Linked DNA regions of Homo sapiens: all the other regions are linked to region 5. Evidence: chromatin contacts called from ENCODE Hi-C or POLR2A ChIA-PET data. All regions are on one chromosome and are shown on one strand. The core of a region is the stretch at or near the end of the contact, and the rest is flanking DNA. Distances in the headings are between cores, read along the strand shown.

Region 1 (2,700 bases), core at 183-2,682, 620 kb before region 5:
TCTCTCCTGGCAAGGCCACTGCTGGGCAAATGGGCCTGCAGACAAGACACAAAGTGCTTTGAATTCAGTACTAAGAAAATTATCAGGCCCATGGAAGCCACTGGGAATATTACCAAGCAGTTACTATAGGGCAGGGCATGTGTCTTATTTAGCTTTAAGCTAAATACTCAGCACCTTACAAAAATAGTTTGGTTACTGAATGAATAAGCCCGCTGAAGATGAGATTTCAAGGTCATATAGATACGGCCTTTAGTCTCTCTTGTTATGGTTTATTACACTAACCTGGTGAACCAAATAGCATAACTATTAACATATTTTTAGCACTTTTTGCTATAAATGCATTTCTCCACCTATTTCAGAAGTACGTCTTTTGAATTACTGGACTGACCACACCTTCTTGCAGGAGGGACATGAGCCCACAGGTGCCCTGCAGTATTTGCATAGCTAGTGCGGCAGTAGGGAACTTGGTTCTGTGCTTCCCTCCAGACACCATCTTCTACCCCAGCCCAGAAGGTAATTAGACTAAGGAATCCTCTGAGGTCCATCTCTGGAATAGCCAGCTCCGGCTGAAGTCTCCATTAGCAGGTGGTTGGGGCCAAGCTTCCTCTGCCCTGGCCCATGGCATAAGCCATCTTTGCACATTATTTTCAAACTGTGAAAATAATGCCAGAGAAAGGAAGCACCCATTTGGGCTTCTCATTTTTCAGCCTCCCCAGCTCCTGAGGGCCCCTGCCTGATTTGCATTCTTAGCTAAATTTGCATAACAGAACACACCAGAACTTCCCTGGACCAACTGTGGTAAGCGGGCAAGTTTTGTTTTTGTTTTGTTTGGGTTTTTCATCTCCTGCCATGTCTCCAGCAGGTTTCTTGTTACATCCAAATGACATGGAGATTAGGTTTCACGAATGTCATTGGCCCATGTTTCAACCAGCCCCTCCCCCTGGACCCAGAGTTCCTCCAAGATCAACCCCCAGGCACTGGAGATGGCTTTGGGGAGCAGCCTTCGCCAGCCTGGAGGAAGGCAAATCCTTGTGCTTCTCACGCTCCCGTGCCTCTTCACCATCTCCGGCCCAGGCAGCTGTGTGTCCTTCAGTTATATGCTCAAGGGTTATTTTTTTCCCTTTCCTTTTCCCCCAAACCCGGAAACAATATTTTGGGAGTAAAGGGAGGGTGCGGGAGGAAGAGTCACAGGGGACAGAAGCAAGCATGCAGCTGCCAAAGCCACACTGCTCTGCAGACGGAACCCTCTAGACTCATTCAGCACAATGTGGCTGTGGAGGAAATCCTGCCGAGCCGATGATAAGGGGGGAAATGGAGTCACTTCCTCACCAGCTGCTTTATTCAGGTAGAAAAAAGTCCTCACTTCCTTGCGTGTGCTCTGCCGGCCACCACTCCCAGCCGCCAGTGCGGCTTGCTCCCCCTCTTGCTCTGAGCCAACTCTGGTGTCAGGAGAATCTTGCTTGGCTTCATGGAGCGCTCTTTCTGCAAGACAAGTGTCTGTCTACCCCACTTCCTCCTTCATGTCCTTTCTCTTTCTCCTGGCGTTCTCTCTCACCTGACGGTTGCATGTCATAGATTCTGTGTGGCCGCAGTAGTCACAGATAGTATTGCCAATGAGTCTCCAGCCCTCTTGGTGGAATCTAGGATCAGGACATACCCAGTGGTCTCTACGTTTGCATAGATGTCTAGAAACAGCCTTTGACCTCTGGTCGTCTCCCCTGCCCTGCACCACAGGCACCAATGCTGCCCCTCTTGCCAATGCCCTGCTATTGTCCTTTCACCCTCTTAGGCAGCACTTGTCAAAGTTTGTCTTCCTAATACTCCAAACATAGCAGCAGTCTCCTTGACAGAGGGGTTAGGGGCCAAATGAGTTTGGAAAATGCTACTCCCTTTCTTGGAGAATCAAGCACCTGTGAGTGGGGGTGATAATATTTACTAACCAATATAGCAGGGACACTGACCAGTCAGATCCCTCTGTGTCCTTGGGAACCGGCTAACCATCAGTCCCTGGGAGGAGGACACTAGAGGCTGCTGCTGAAAGAAAAAAAAAGCACTGAATTTTATCTAAGCCAGTCCTTTATTTGGTCTCTGAATACTCCCCTTTTAAAAAAATATTATCTATTAGGATGTTTGAAAAATCTGCCATATAGTAAAACAAATCAGTTTGTTTCAGCTCCACAAACATTTGCTGAGTTCCTAACGTATGACAGACACATGCTCCAGGGATCCAAAGATAAATAAAACATGGTCCTGCACCTCCAGGTGCTAATAGTTGAATGGGGAAGGCAGACATGTAAACAGATGATCTTCGTATAATACTGTGAACAGGGAACAGCCGAGGATTATTTAGCTCAACCTAGGGATTTGGAGAAAGTTGCTTGCAGAAAATGATTGAGCTGAATCTCTGAATGAACCAAAGTTGACTTAAGAGTGACAAGCTGAGCAGGAGAACTAGGTTGGAGCCAGAGCATTGGGAACCTTAGACTTAAGCATGGAAGCAACAGATTTGATTCTGAATGGATCACTCTGGCTGCAGTACACAGAAGAGATTTACAGGCAAAGCACAAGACTCAGACAGAGGCAGAGAGATCAGACTGGAAATCACAGCAGTGATCCTGGGGAGAGAAGGTAAAGGGAGAGAGAAGTGTTCAGGTGGTAAAATTGGCAGTGCATCTACTGCCCTGTTCTGTCCTGTCCCCT
Region 2 (2,700 bases), core at 38-2,537, 580 kb before region 5:
ACAGGGCACCACAAGCTGTCCACATGCCCACGTTAGAGTTTCACTCAGCCCTTGGCCTCCCAGGGAGAATCAGAGCTGAGTTAATAAGTGAAGCATTTACAGGCCACCTCATACTCTTGAAAGATAAGGAGAGCCCTCAACCTTGTGATAGATAAGCATTGTTCAAGAGCAGAAGTCTCCAGGGAAGACGTCTTGGAAAATCCATGTTTTCTATGGTCAGGGCTACCTTAGCCTCCCAGACCCTCCCAGAAGGAAGTAGAGATAGAGGGCCATGTGTCTGCTGGCCTGGTCTGCCCACTGCACATCGTGGGGCTGTGGGTGATACACTCGGGACACGCTGCACAGCCCGGTCCTGAGCCCTTCCCTGGACTCTGACGGCCCAGGTCTGGCTCTGCCCACAGCCCTGCTTTAGGCCGTGGCTCTTGCATACTTTGGCCTCCTGTGAACATTTAAAAGATGGTGGTGTCTGCCCTCATGCATCTAAATAATAAAAACGTTTCCAAACCACAAGTTTTAAAATCCCACAAAGCTCTGATTTTCTCATGATGACTGGCTGCTGCTGCTGCTTCCGACTTTCCTTCTGCCCTCCTTCACCTCCTCTTTTTCTTCTTCAAGTGTCGAATTCTTTCAAATGTTTGTTTTATTTCATAACCCTGCTTGCTGATGCCCTGAGCGTGGGCTTGCTCTGTTGTTTGGTAGCCCAGTGCGGGCCGTAACCTTGCTCTTAGCAAACAGCTTCCAGCTGGGAGATGTGCCCCTTGGTCACCAGGACCAAACCCAGTTACTAGTTCTGTTGATGCCAACAAGTCTTTCAATTACAGCGATGGGTACAACTGGTCTGCTTAGAATGAACTTGAGCCTGGAGCCCAGAGACCCAGGTGCCAGTCCAGGCTCTGCCTGCAACTGACCAGCCCTCTCTGGACTCAGTTTCCTCATCTGTAAAGTTACTAGAAGGCCACCGTGGTCGTTTCCAGCTTCTGCAGGCCACACCCTTGCTGTCATGGGATTCAGGCCAGGCCTGGACAGCCTGAGACACCTCTGTCCTTACTGCTTCTGGCTTAGTCCTCATCCCAGAGAAGGCTGTGGGTCAAGACAGTGCCAGGAGGTTGGGCAGCCGTCCACTCCCAAACCCAACCAGGGATTGGGATCAAGCAGGGAGCGGGGTACACTCAATGCCCACACCTGATGTGCTAACCACTGGGTGAATTATTTTCACTTCTGTGAACAAGGCCTCTGCTATCGCTTCACCAAGAAGCCGGCCACATCTGAAAACCACCGGTGTTGCGAGTTGTCTTATGGAAAGTGGAAACAGGCAGGATGTGGTTTGAACTGACAAAACACCAAGGCAGCCCATTCCTCAGGAGGGGCTTTAAACAATGGCATGGAGAATGGGGGAGGAGATCATGTCTTCTGACTTGGAGCCAACTGGCCATTAAGGCTGGGCCGGCAAACGAGCTACTTAGGACCAAGATGGTAAAACAACAACAACAACAACAAAACACACGCACAACAACCGAGAAACAAAAACAAATCAACAGTAGTATTCCTCCTTTCAGTAGTAAAACTCTGCATCTATACAGCAACTCCCACACTGAAGATGCTTTCACACTCACTAGGTGCTTGCTCTTGATGACCTGCAGAGACAGGCGGAGCTGTGTTAATATTCCTGTTTTGGGGATAAGAATCCTGAAATAGGATGACGGCTGTGAAGACAGGAAGTGTCAAAGTGGTCCCAAAAGCCAGGACTCCTGAAGCCTGACCCCAATTCAGCATCTAGTTCTCCTGGCCCTGTGTAAACACAGCCCCATTCGAGAAAGGCAGCACTTCCTGTGACACCACAGCACACACCCCCGCCTTGGGTTGGGGGTGCATCCCCCCAAATGGATGCTGCGTGAAGGCAGAGGGCTTGAGGGCTTTACCACATACTCCCTGTGCCTCACACCTCGCTGCCCATTGAGACACTCCACAAAGTCTGATAAATGAACAATTAATTATAAATAATGAAAACACCGAGAGGCCACTCATCTCCAAAGATTTAGGTACAGAATTTGCCCAGCTGTGATAGGATCTTATGCGGAAAAGGTTTCTGTCTTGCCTCCTAAGCCAGTTGGATGAAAAGTCTTTTCCTTGGCTTTCCTGGAAAGGAGAAACATTAATGTGAAAAGACAGGAGTGAAATGAGTTCCTGGAAATTGACAGTGGTCCATTTCTCTGCACCTTAGAATTTGCTGCGCTTGACTCCCTTACGTGCTGGTACCACTCCTGTGAGATAACAGTTTCCCTGTGTTCCATCTGCAAGGACCTTCCTTGGTGTGTTGGTTGACATTTGATGGCTTTGCTGAGAGGTATTGTTTTGAAGAAGGTAACAATCCTAGCGCTCTTGTTGACTGGCTGGCTTAGCCACATTTGGGGTGGTTGTTCTTCTGAATGACTGTGGGGTAAGGGACACAGTGTCTCAGAGTCTCAGTTTCCTCATGTCTAAAATCGGGGCGATGATAAAAGTGTCCATAGCGTGGGTTAGGGTTAGGTCGTAAGGATGGAGTGACGTCATGGCGGGGCCGCTGGGAACAGTGCCTGGCATAGAGCAAGCGCCCAATAAATAGCAGCTATTGTTACTCTTGCAGGGTTCTTTAAGCAGCATAATAGTCTTTAAATCATAAAATCTCAGCCTGCGTTTTTTTTCCTCATAGACATTATCCAG
Region 3 (2,700 bases), core at 91-2,590, 780 kb after region 5:
AGATTTTCAGACCCCAAGTCGGTTTCTCTTTCCATTATGTCTCATAGAGAAAAAGATTATTTTTGTTTGTTTGTTTGTTTGTTTTCATTATTGCTAGTATTATTTTTAGAGACAAGCCTGGCTCTGTCACCCAGGCTGGTGTGAAGTGGCATGATCATAGCCCACTGCACCATCGATCTCCTGGGCTCCAGCAATCTTCCCATCTCGGCCTCTCAAAGTGTTGGGATTACAGACATGAGCCACTGTGCCTGGCCACAAAGATTCTAAGGCTGGGTGACTGGGAGAAATAGAGAGGCTGAGAAGGAAGCAAAGAGGGCTGAGGCCAAGGTACTGAGGAGCAGTGGATGGAGGCAGATAGTGAAAGACTGGTGGGAGCGCCCTCAGATGGAGGAGGAATGAGCCCCTGAAGGAGTCCTTTCCCCCACGTGTGTGGATGACATCCACTCTTCACATGAGAGAGGCACAGCCTCTCTGTTCAGCAAGAGTCAGGCTCGCCAGGCTGTTGCCTAAATCTAAGGACAATTCTGCATAGGAATCCAAGGTGCCCCTACAGCTCACTCTCCAGATGGCAGATTTCCTTGGGCCCTTCCTTCTGTTTGGGGCATCCTGTTTCACCCTCAGACTGCCTCCATTCACAAACAAAAAGAGCCTCTTGCCCTAAACTTAGCTTGGGGAAAAGGATTTTTTCATGCATCAAGGGAAAAGAGGAAACCAAAGCCATAGAACATATTTCCGTTGGCTGTGTCCCTGCTGACATGTGGTGATTCATCAGAGTGTGACACAACAGACCCTTTATGGTGATTAGCACTGGCTTGTTGAGCAAAGTCTCCTATCTCAGTATCCTTTTGCTGTTTCGAAAAACAAGTAAATAAATAGGATAAATAGCACATTCTCTATGGATGTCCACAACACCATAGAATGAGAGCGAACACAAAACACCCTATGTTGGCTTTTTTATTTGTCATCACTTTTTAATTTAGACCAGTGGTTTCCATTGCTCCTGGGGAGCCTTTTAAAAATACAGATTCCTAGGTCTGGCCTCTGCTGGTTCTGATTTTGTAAATATAAAAAAGAGCCTGTTTTCCTCCAGAGAGTCGGCAATGTTTATGCTGAAAGAACCTTTGCTCCTTTGTTCTAGGACAGGCTACAGGCTTGAGTGAAGAGAGAACTTTCCTTATGCTCTTTGCCAATGTCCATGTGGTCTCATTTGATTGGAGCCACTCATCAGATTAGTGATCTTGTGCCTCCAGGCCTGGGCTAGCTCTGTTCTCCATGGGTGCTTTCCCAACTTTTCCATCTGGCCTCAACCTTCTGTTCCTAAATTGGCCTTGACAGATTTAGAAGGTGCCTTGGAGACATATCTGTGCCCAATGAACAACTTAACTTGGCATGGGTCTCTGGGCATGAGGGCTGATGGGCCAGAGGATAGTCTGGGTTTCTGAAAGTAGTGCATGACAGAGAAACTGACCAGGGAAAGAGATTTTTGGGAAACACATTTCTGAGGTTGTCTGGGAGGTGCAGACAAAATCTGGTAAGTTTTGAGGCGTAAAAAGCAGCCTGGAACAAAGGGTTGGAGAGGTTGCAAACTTTATTCCCATTTCTGTATTTTAATTCTTCTTGCTTAGCTTCCAGGTGAACTGGATATATCCCTGGGCAGGCAGTGTACATCTTCTTAGAGCCTTACACCTCAGTGTGAATGAGTATATTAGATTCTCTCCTGAAATTGGGAAAGAAAGAGAGAATGATGTTTCAGAAAGAAAATCAGAAGAGCAGGTGGTTGGTGACCAGAAGGCCGCTCTGGGTCTTCAGCAGCTTTGCCTGGATATGGGGAGGGCACGGGGCACAGGGCACCGAGGCAAACGAAACAGGGACCTGGGCTGCCATGTTCTCTGGGAAATGTTTCATGTGAGTGCTCTGGGTAGAATGGATACAGGTGCATCTCCCATCCCTTAAAGTCTTTTTCTTTTTGGCATCCCTCGGTAATGTAATTTTGGAAACATGGAGAAGTTTCTATGTTTCAAAAGTAGTAGGCTGTAGGTTTATATGGATTATACAGGAAATAACATTGTCTTCGCTGACTCTAGAATTTTTTTTGTTATGGTAAAATGCATATAACATAAAATTTACTATTTTAATCATTTTAGGTGCATACTCCAGTAGCATTAAGTACATTCACATAGTCATGCAACCATCACCACCACCCATTGCCAGAGCTTTGTTACCATCCCCAGCTGAAACTCTGAACCCACTAAACACTAACTCTCTATTCCCCACTCCCCCAGCCCCTAATAAGCACTGTTTTACTTTCATCTCCATGAATGACTCTAGAATTTTATAACTTGGATCCTTTAAGATACAAATCCTCCAAGATACCCAGAAGTAATCCTTGGTAAATTCAGGTAGATTCTTGGATAAAATCAATTGCCTCCTCTGGTGTGTTTTAGCTATTTGTGTCTCCAAGCACCCTTCACTGTAGGGTTATCTTCTCCCTCAGTCCTCCCATCAAGAAAGCTTATAATGCATGGGTTTACAAGCAGGAAGTGGAGAAAACTGGTGCCTCACAGGTGAGCCCAGGAATCGAGGAAATCCTGAATGAACCCCTGAAAGGTGGCCTTTAGTCACTGGGCCAATTGTGAGCTGTTACCCCTAGATTTTCCTTCTATTTCATCTCCTCCCTAGAGAATCCTAAGACCAACCAAC
Region 4 (2,700 bases), core at 14-2,513, 680 kb before region 5:
TTAATTCACCAGCATCGGGGAGCCGGGTGGGCGGGGGTGGGGGGTACAGTGTGGCGCAGGGCATGTCTTTCTGTGGGTAGGTCGTTAACAATTTTCATAAACAAAAGATTGCCTTGTTTATACCTGTTCATCAGAGTCAGCATTTCTTAAATCTGTTTAAGGTGAAAGTGAGTGCTTTGTGTTTTAAAAATCATATGGGAAGCACAGAAATAGGAAATGTTCACTTTGTTTAATGTGGAAGTATATTCCATAACAGGTGGCCTCTCAACTTGCACAAATAAAACAAAATTGGTTGGCTAAAATCTATCAGAGAAGAAGAGGAAGTAATCGCCAGGTGGTAGGACCAGGAGCAGATGGGGACTATTTACTTAGATCCTCAATTCTTCTTGTTGAGTGTCCCTCTAATTAAGTACCTTTCCTTAGATGTTAAATAAACTTTCATATTTTTAAATAGTATTTTTTTTAGAAAAGTGTATTCCCATGCCAGTTTCTCCTTCTTCCAAAGTCAGGGGTAGAATAACCATATAGCATTAATAGAGTCTGTGTAAGCTTAAATAGTCCAACTTTCCTTTCAGGCTTTTTATTTGAAGTTTCCAAATTACACAGCTAAAATAAAAACAGCACAGAATTTAAATTGAGACCATTATATATCGCAGGGACTTCCCCCACCCCCATATTAAGTAAGGCAGTGTCAGCCCTGGTGGTCCGTGCAGACTCAGTGCACTGGAGGCAGAAGTTCCAGGTGGACTGACTCCTGCCCCCACCCAGACCTCTGGTGCTCCCAGGCAGTCTGGAACAATCAGACTCTGGTGCTCCCAGGCAGTCTGGAACAATCAGACTCTGGTGCTCCCAGGCAGTCTGGAACAATCAGAGTTGCCCTTGGTCTTCCGGAAATACTGTAATTCCCTGTGCAATGTTAGCTCTTGACCATCTTTGAATTCTTTTTCTTAGACTTACAAGGCTCTGTCGCTGGTTTCCCTCTCACTCTTCTGACGACTACATTTCAACTTCCTTCAACAAACACTTATGAAGCATTTATATAGCACTTACTGACGGCCACAGCCAGGTGCAGTTTTGTGGATCTGTACACAAATGAATTAGATGAGCCGGTGCCCATCGGCCCTGGGGTTCACAGACCAAGGCTCGCTCTGCCGGCATCCTGGGCTCCCTCCTGCCGCCTGCACCTGGAACGCTTGGCGGTCTCCGTGCCTCTTCTCCAGTTCTCTCCTCCACTGTGCTCCTTTGGAAAGGCTTTTCTGTCACGGCTTCAATCATAAAACTGTATTCCTAGTCCTATTTCCTCATCTGAGGTGAAGCATGAAATCTCCTCTTGTTTACCCCGAATTCAGCCAGCTCACCACGAGCCCTCTCTGCATCTGTCAGCCTCTGTCAGCAGCTGTAAAAGCTTCCCTTCTCCCCAGACCCCCACATCTGGAAACCGTCTTTAAGTCGTCCTCCCCTTTTTACTGTGTGTCCAGGAATCCACTTTTGGGCTTCCTCTGACCGGCCTCTTCCTTCCTTCTTTTCCTCCTCCCCGCCCCACTGCCTCCACCTACTCTAGTCCCAAGGCCGTGCCCCTGCCCCAACCCTCCCACTGTGCTCTTCCCACCCACACCAGAGTCCCCTTCTTTAAATCCTGTCCGATCAGTGTCACTCTCATTAAGTGACAGAGATGATGTCTCCACCTTTTATATCTCCAACAGCATCTAACCCAACACCTGGCACTTACTAGAGGCATCAACGATGCTTGTTGTTCTGTGTGGCGAAGGCACACCTGGATTCTGGATGGTCAGTCTCAGCTCTCCATCTTTGCTGCCTCACAGGGACTCCAAATGTGGAGCGTCTCCCACTGCCCTTAATTAGGGAAATTCAGCCTCGCAGAAGACAGTGAAACTGATGAAAGCATTGGGAAATGGAACCTAGGAAAGTTAAAGAATTGGCATCATTTGATGTGAGAAAGAGAAGCGAAGATGATGAGAGATCCTAGGGAAAAGGCTACATGCCCTGTCTTTCTTGAGACAAGCGTGTGCACTTCCTTTGCTTCCACTCTTACTTGTGTTTATCCTTGGAGGGACCTTTAATTATCTAACGCTTGGGTATTGGCCACGGTGCTTATCGTCTGCGTGTGAATCTGGACATGGTCCCCAAGCTGTGTGGTGCTGTTTGTTGGTGCGGTCCAGGATGCACAGGGCTGAGATGGTGCTGCATGCACACTTACCGAGCACATCCCCCTGGGAGAGGTGTGGACACCACCGTGAAGGGGGCCCAGACCTCCTCCTTAAATGCCTGCACTTTCACAGGGATCAGACATGGAGACAAGAACTCTCAGAAGAGGGAGAGGCCTGAGGCACAGCAGGAAGGTACAAGTTCAAAGGAAGTGAAGATTTCCAGTGAGAGCTATCAGACTCTTGAAATGGACTACAGGGAAAGCCTGTGGTCTCCTCTTTCTTAGAAATGCTAAACTCATAACAGAAAACCTCTCCACCGTGGCTTGAGTGTCAAATTCTCTGGAGGCCTGGGGATGGGGCCGGGAGTTTTCTGCCTCTATATCCCCATGGTCCACTTATTCGGGTGGCTTAGTTTGCTTTGCAAGCAGGGGGTGGGAGCGGGGCTGCTTATTCCAACCACAGTAGTCAAATGTGTTACTTATGAGAAATAATAAAAGATCCTTCTTCTTTTCTTTTTCTAGACCCCCTCTAG
Region 5 (2,700 bases), core at 9-2,508:
CCTCTCCAAGTGTTCCCTCAGGGTGACCCGCTGGTGGAAGGAGAAAGCCGGGTGCAGCGAGGCCATGGTGAAGAGCAGCAGCAGTTCCTCCTGGGCCCTGGAGCCAAGCCCGCCGCCGACCCGGGGCTCCACAATGCCGCCTTCCGGGCCTGAGCCGTCCTTCTCGGCGTCCTGCTCGCCGTCGCCGTCCTCGCCGCGCTCGTCCTCCGCGCCGCCCCGCGAGCCCTCGCCCCGGGCCGCGCGCAGGCTTTTGAGCACCGAGTCCACCTGGGGTAGCAGGCGGTGCAGACGGCCAGCGGCCTCCCGGTTCTCCGAGCCCAGCAGCGCCAGGTAGACGATGAGGCGCGAGCGCACCGCGGGCTCTCGGAAGTCGGCCAGCGGCCCCGGGTCCGAGAGGCCGTTGGCCTTGGCCTCCGAGTCGCGCAGGTAGTGGTAGTCCTTGCGCGCCAGGTCCTCCAGGCACGAGCCAAGGAAGCGCAGCTCCAGCGGGTTGCACAGGTCCAGCAGCCCGCACATGAACTCCAGGCGCTGCGCCGAGCCCAGCACCAGCCCGAACCACTCGTATACCCGCTCCTGCTCGCGCAGCGCCGCCGAGGGCCCCCCGCCGCCGCCCGGCATACCCGCCCCCGCCGCCGCTCCACCAGCAACAGGCGGCCCGAGTCCCCGGGGCGGCGGCGGCGGCGGCAGAGGGCCCCGCGACGGGCCCGCGGGCGGCGGCGGCGGCGGCGGGGGGCGGCAGTCGCGGCGGCGGCGCGAAGGCGCCTTCGCGCCCGGCCGCGCGTCCGCCTCGGGCTCCTCCGCCTCGGGCGGCGGCTCCGCGGGGTGCGTTGGCTTCAGCGGCAGCTTCATCCTCAGCATCCTCGGCTAGGGCGGCGCAGACATGCGAGCGGGGGCGGGCGGGAGGGGCCGCGAGGTGGAGCACGGGCCGAGGCGGCGGCGCGGCCGTCAGGAGCGGGGCCCCTCCATGCCGCCGGGGGAGGGCCGGGGCCGGGGGCGGGTCTCGGCCGGCGAGGGGGGCGGTGGCCGGCCGGCGGGGTCGCTGGCGTCGTCTTCCCGGGCTGGGGGCGGGGCGTGCCCGCGACGGCTCCTCCCCCTGGGCTCCTCGCCGGTTCTGGGAGCCCGGGTGCGGGTGGGAGCAAGCGAGCGAGGGTGTCCTCCTTCCGCCTCCCTCTCTCCGCCGTCCGCGCTGAGCCGGGGCGGCGGTGCCTGAGCTGTTCCCTCGCGAGCCGGTGAGGACGGAGCGGCTGGGTGAGGAGGTGGAGCAGCCGGGCCGGGCGGAGAAGCTTGCGGGCTCCGCGCACCTCACCTCCGCCAATCAGCACCGCGAATCGACGGTGACGTCGCTCTCCCCGCCCCCTGGGGGGCCGCCTTTCTCCAGGAAGCCACGCCCAACTGCTGGCCGGCCGCCTCCCTCTCGGCGGCTTCCGTGCGGTCCTAAAGGCTGGTGCTCGGCAGGAGGAGGACGCGGGCTGGGGCCGTGGGGCGGCGTGAGGGTAGCCCGGGAGCGGTGAGGAGCGTGCGAGGCCCACGTGAGCGGAGGGACGCGGCCGCTCTCACCTTTCCTGAGGGCCCTGGCCCGGCTTTGGACTCCTGATTCTCCTCTGCTTGCCAGCTGCCGCCCCGCCTCCGCCAGTGGTGCCCGGGCTGCCTGCGCGGCCGGAGTGAACGCGTCCCGGGAGCAGGGGTTTCTCCGAAGTGAGTGCGCCAGCCCCGGGACGAGCTCGTTCGAGTCCTCACCGCCCAGTGCACTTCCTGAAAGCCGGCGGTGGGCTGTCTCCCACCTTGTGAAACTTTGCCAGGTGTCGCTCACAGGGGACTGGGTCCGGACGCGGGTGGCGGCGCTGGTTTGCGGCCCCGGTTTGCGGCCCCGGCGCCGCGATCCCGGGCCGCGCCCACGCCCAGGCTGGAGGCACCGTGCGCAGGTGGGGACGCGCGGCCGGGAGGTGCGCAGCGGGACCCGGCCGGCCGAGGGTGAGCGCTGCTGGGGACGCTCCTAGTCTGTAACGCTCTGTGAAAATTATTTCCTGGATAGTTTAGGAAAAGCCTCTCCCTTCCCCGCCCCTAAACCTCTATCTTTTGGGAATCATTGATTTGCTAAATGACATTTCGGTGCCTAACCCATTTTGAATCCTTGTTCTGCTGTGAATTTCATGTGACTGGAGGAATTTAATAAGCTACCAACTTGACAGGCTTTAAACTTAAAAAAAAAAAGTTTTGTTACGTTTTTCAGATTTAGGCTTCCAAGATGTTTACACTCGCACTGTTACTTTTTTTTTTTTTTTTTTTTTTTTTTAGCAACATAGTCCAAATTTTTAAAACTCAGCTGGATCTTTTGAGGGTTAATTAAAAGGTGGGTTAAAAAAAATCTTAAGACTTTAAATTTAGAAGTCCTACTACAGCTATGTAGTAGGAGTATGCAGAAAGATAAGAATCACATTGTAACTCTTTGCGGTGGTGCTGGAACATCTGTTGGGAGAGCATATGCTGAACTCTGTTCACCTCACAAGTTTATGTCCTAAGAGGCTCATTCACAGTTCAGTAAAAGGGTGAACTGAAGCCTGAATCAGTTTCGGGGATGAAAGGGTGAGAGGGAGAACTGTTTTCAGCACATTTGAGGTTGGCAAAATATATAAAAGTCACTCTTTCTTGTAATTTGCTAGTTCTTTACAGTCTTTAGATGTAATTTACAGCCAAGAAAAC

What was found. Hi-C counts contacts between places; a loop is a spot of excess contacts on that map. ChIA-PET counts read pairs that join two places held with the same protein, here RNA polymerase II (POLR2A). Pooled maps may share reads with other maps.
Region 1: a pooled map shows a loop between it and region 5 (7-fold over the local background). The contact joins the enhancer-like site here to the promoter of ZCCHC2 in region 5. A Hi-C loop is called at or near these places in 2 of 37 single-sample maps with no recorded cell type and 5 of 50 pooled maps. POLR2A ChIA-PET finds 5 or more read pairs at or near these places in 1 of 52 experiments (activated B cell).
Region 2: a pooled map shows a loop between it and region 5 (4-fold over the local background). The contact joins the enhancer-like site here to the promoter of ZCCHC2 in region 5. A Hi-C loop is called at or near these places in 7 of 37 single-sample maps with no recorded cell type and 4 of 50 pooled maps. POLR2A ChIA-PET finds 5 or more read pairs at or near these places in 1 of 52 experiments (MCF 10A).
Region 3: a loop to region 5 is called in a map of ascending aorta, with 7 times the contacts of the local background. The contact joins the enhancer-like site here to the promoter of ZCCHC2 in region 5. A Hi-C loop is called at or near these places in 2 of 168 maps with a recorded cell type or tissue (ascending aorta and tibial artery) and 5 of 50 pooled maps.
Region 4: a map of naive thymus-derived CD4-positive, alpha-beta T cell shows a loop between it and region 5 (4-fold over the local background). The contact joins the enhancer-like site here to the promoter of ZCCHC2 in region 5. A Hi-C loop is called at or near these places in 1 of 168 maps with a recorded cell type or tissue (naive thymus-derived CD4-positive, alpha-beta T cell), 1 of 37 single-sample maps with no recorded cell type and 9 of 50 pooled maps. POLR2A ChIA-PET finds 5 or more read pairs at or near these places in 1 of 52 experiments (activated naive CD8-positive, alpha-beta T cell).

The regions. Positions count from the first base shown.
Region 1 is chr18:63,136,908-63,139,607 of GRCh38, reverse strand. The region is part of intron 2 of BCL2 (BCL2 apoptosis regulator); the gene reads left to right. Among named protein-coding and RNA genes, the nearest start is that of BCL2, 180 kb to the left of the region's middle. RefSeq lists enhancers at 958-1,007, 949-1,815. Within about 2 kb of position 1,432, at least 14 of the 41 ENCODE cell types and tissues checked have a DNase peak (open chromatin) inside an H3K27ac peak, as active enhancers do.
Region 2 is chr18:63,097,323-63,100,022 of GRCh38, reverse strand. No RefSeq gene overlaps it. Among named protein-coding and RNA genes, the nearest start is that of BCL2, 220 kb to the left of the region's middle. RefSeq lists enhancers at 946-1,005, 1,036-1,105, 1,136-1,265. Within about 2 kb of position 1,287, at least 5 of the 41 ENCODE cell types and tissues checked have a DNase peak (open chromatin) inside an H3K27ac peak, as active enhancers do.
Region 3 is chr18:61,736,756-61,739,455 of GRCh38, reverse strand. No RefSeq gene overlaps it. Among named protein-coding and RNA genes, the nearest start is that of LINC01544, 10 kb to the left of the region's middle. Within about 2 kb of position 1,340, at least 6 of the 41 ENCODE cell types and tissues checked have a DNase peak (open chromatin) inside an H3K27ac peak, as active enhancers do; they include ascending aorta, where a contact is called at or near this core.
Region 4 is chr18:63,205,679-63,208,378 of GRCh38, reverse strand. All of the region lies in intron 2 of BCL2 (BCL2 apoptosis regulator), which reads left to right. Among named protein-coding and RNA genes, the nearest start is that of BCL2, 110 kb to the left of the region's middle. Within about 2 kb of position 1,263, at least 5 of the 41 ENCODE cell types and tissues checked have a DNase peak (open chromatin) inside an H3K27ac peak, as active enhancers do.
Region 5 is chr18:62,521,583-62,524,282 of GRCh38, reverse strand. ZCCHC2 (zinc finger CCHC-type containing 2) reads right to left here and starts at 1,258. Exons shown (of 14, transcript NM_017742.6): 1 at 1-1,258. The coding sequence starts at 858. RefSeq lists an enhancer at 1-549 and silencers at 865-1,364, 1,395-1,664, 1,895-2,004.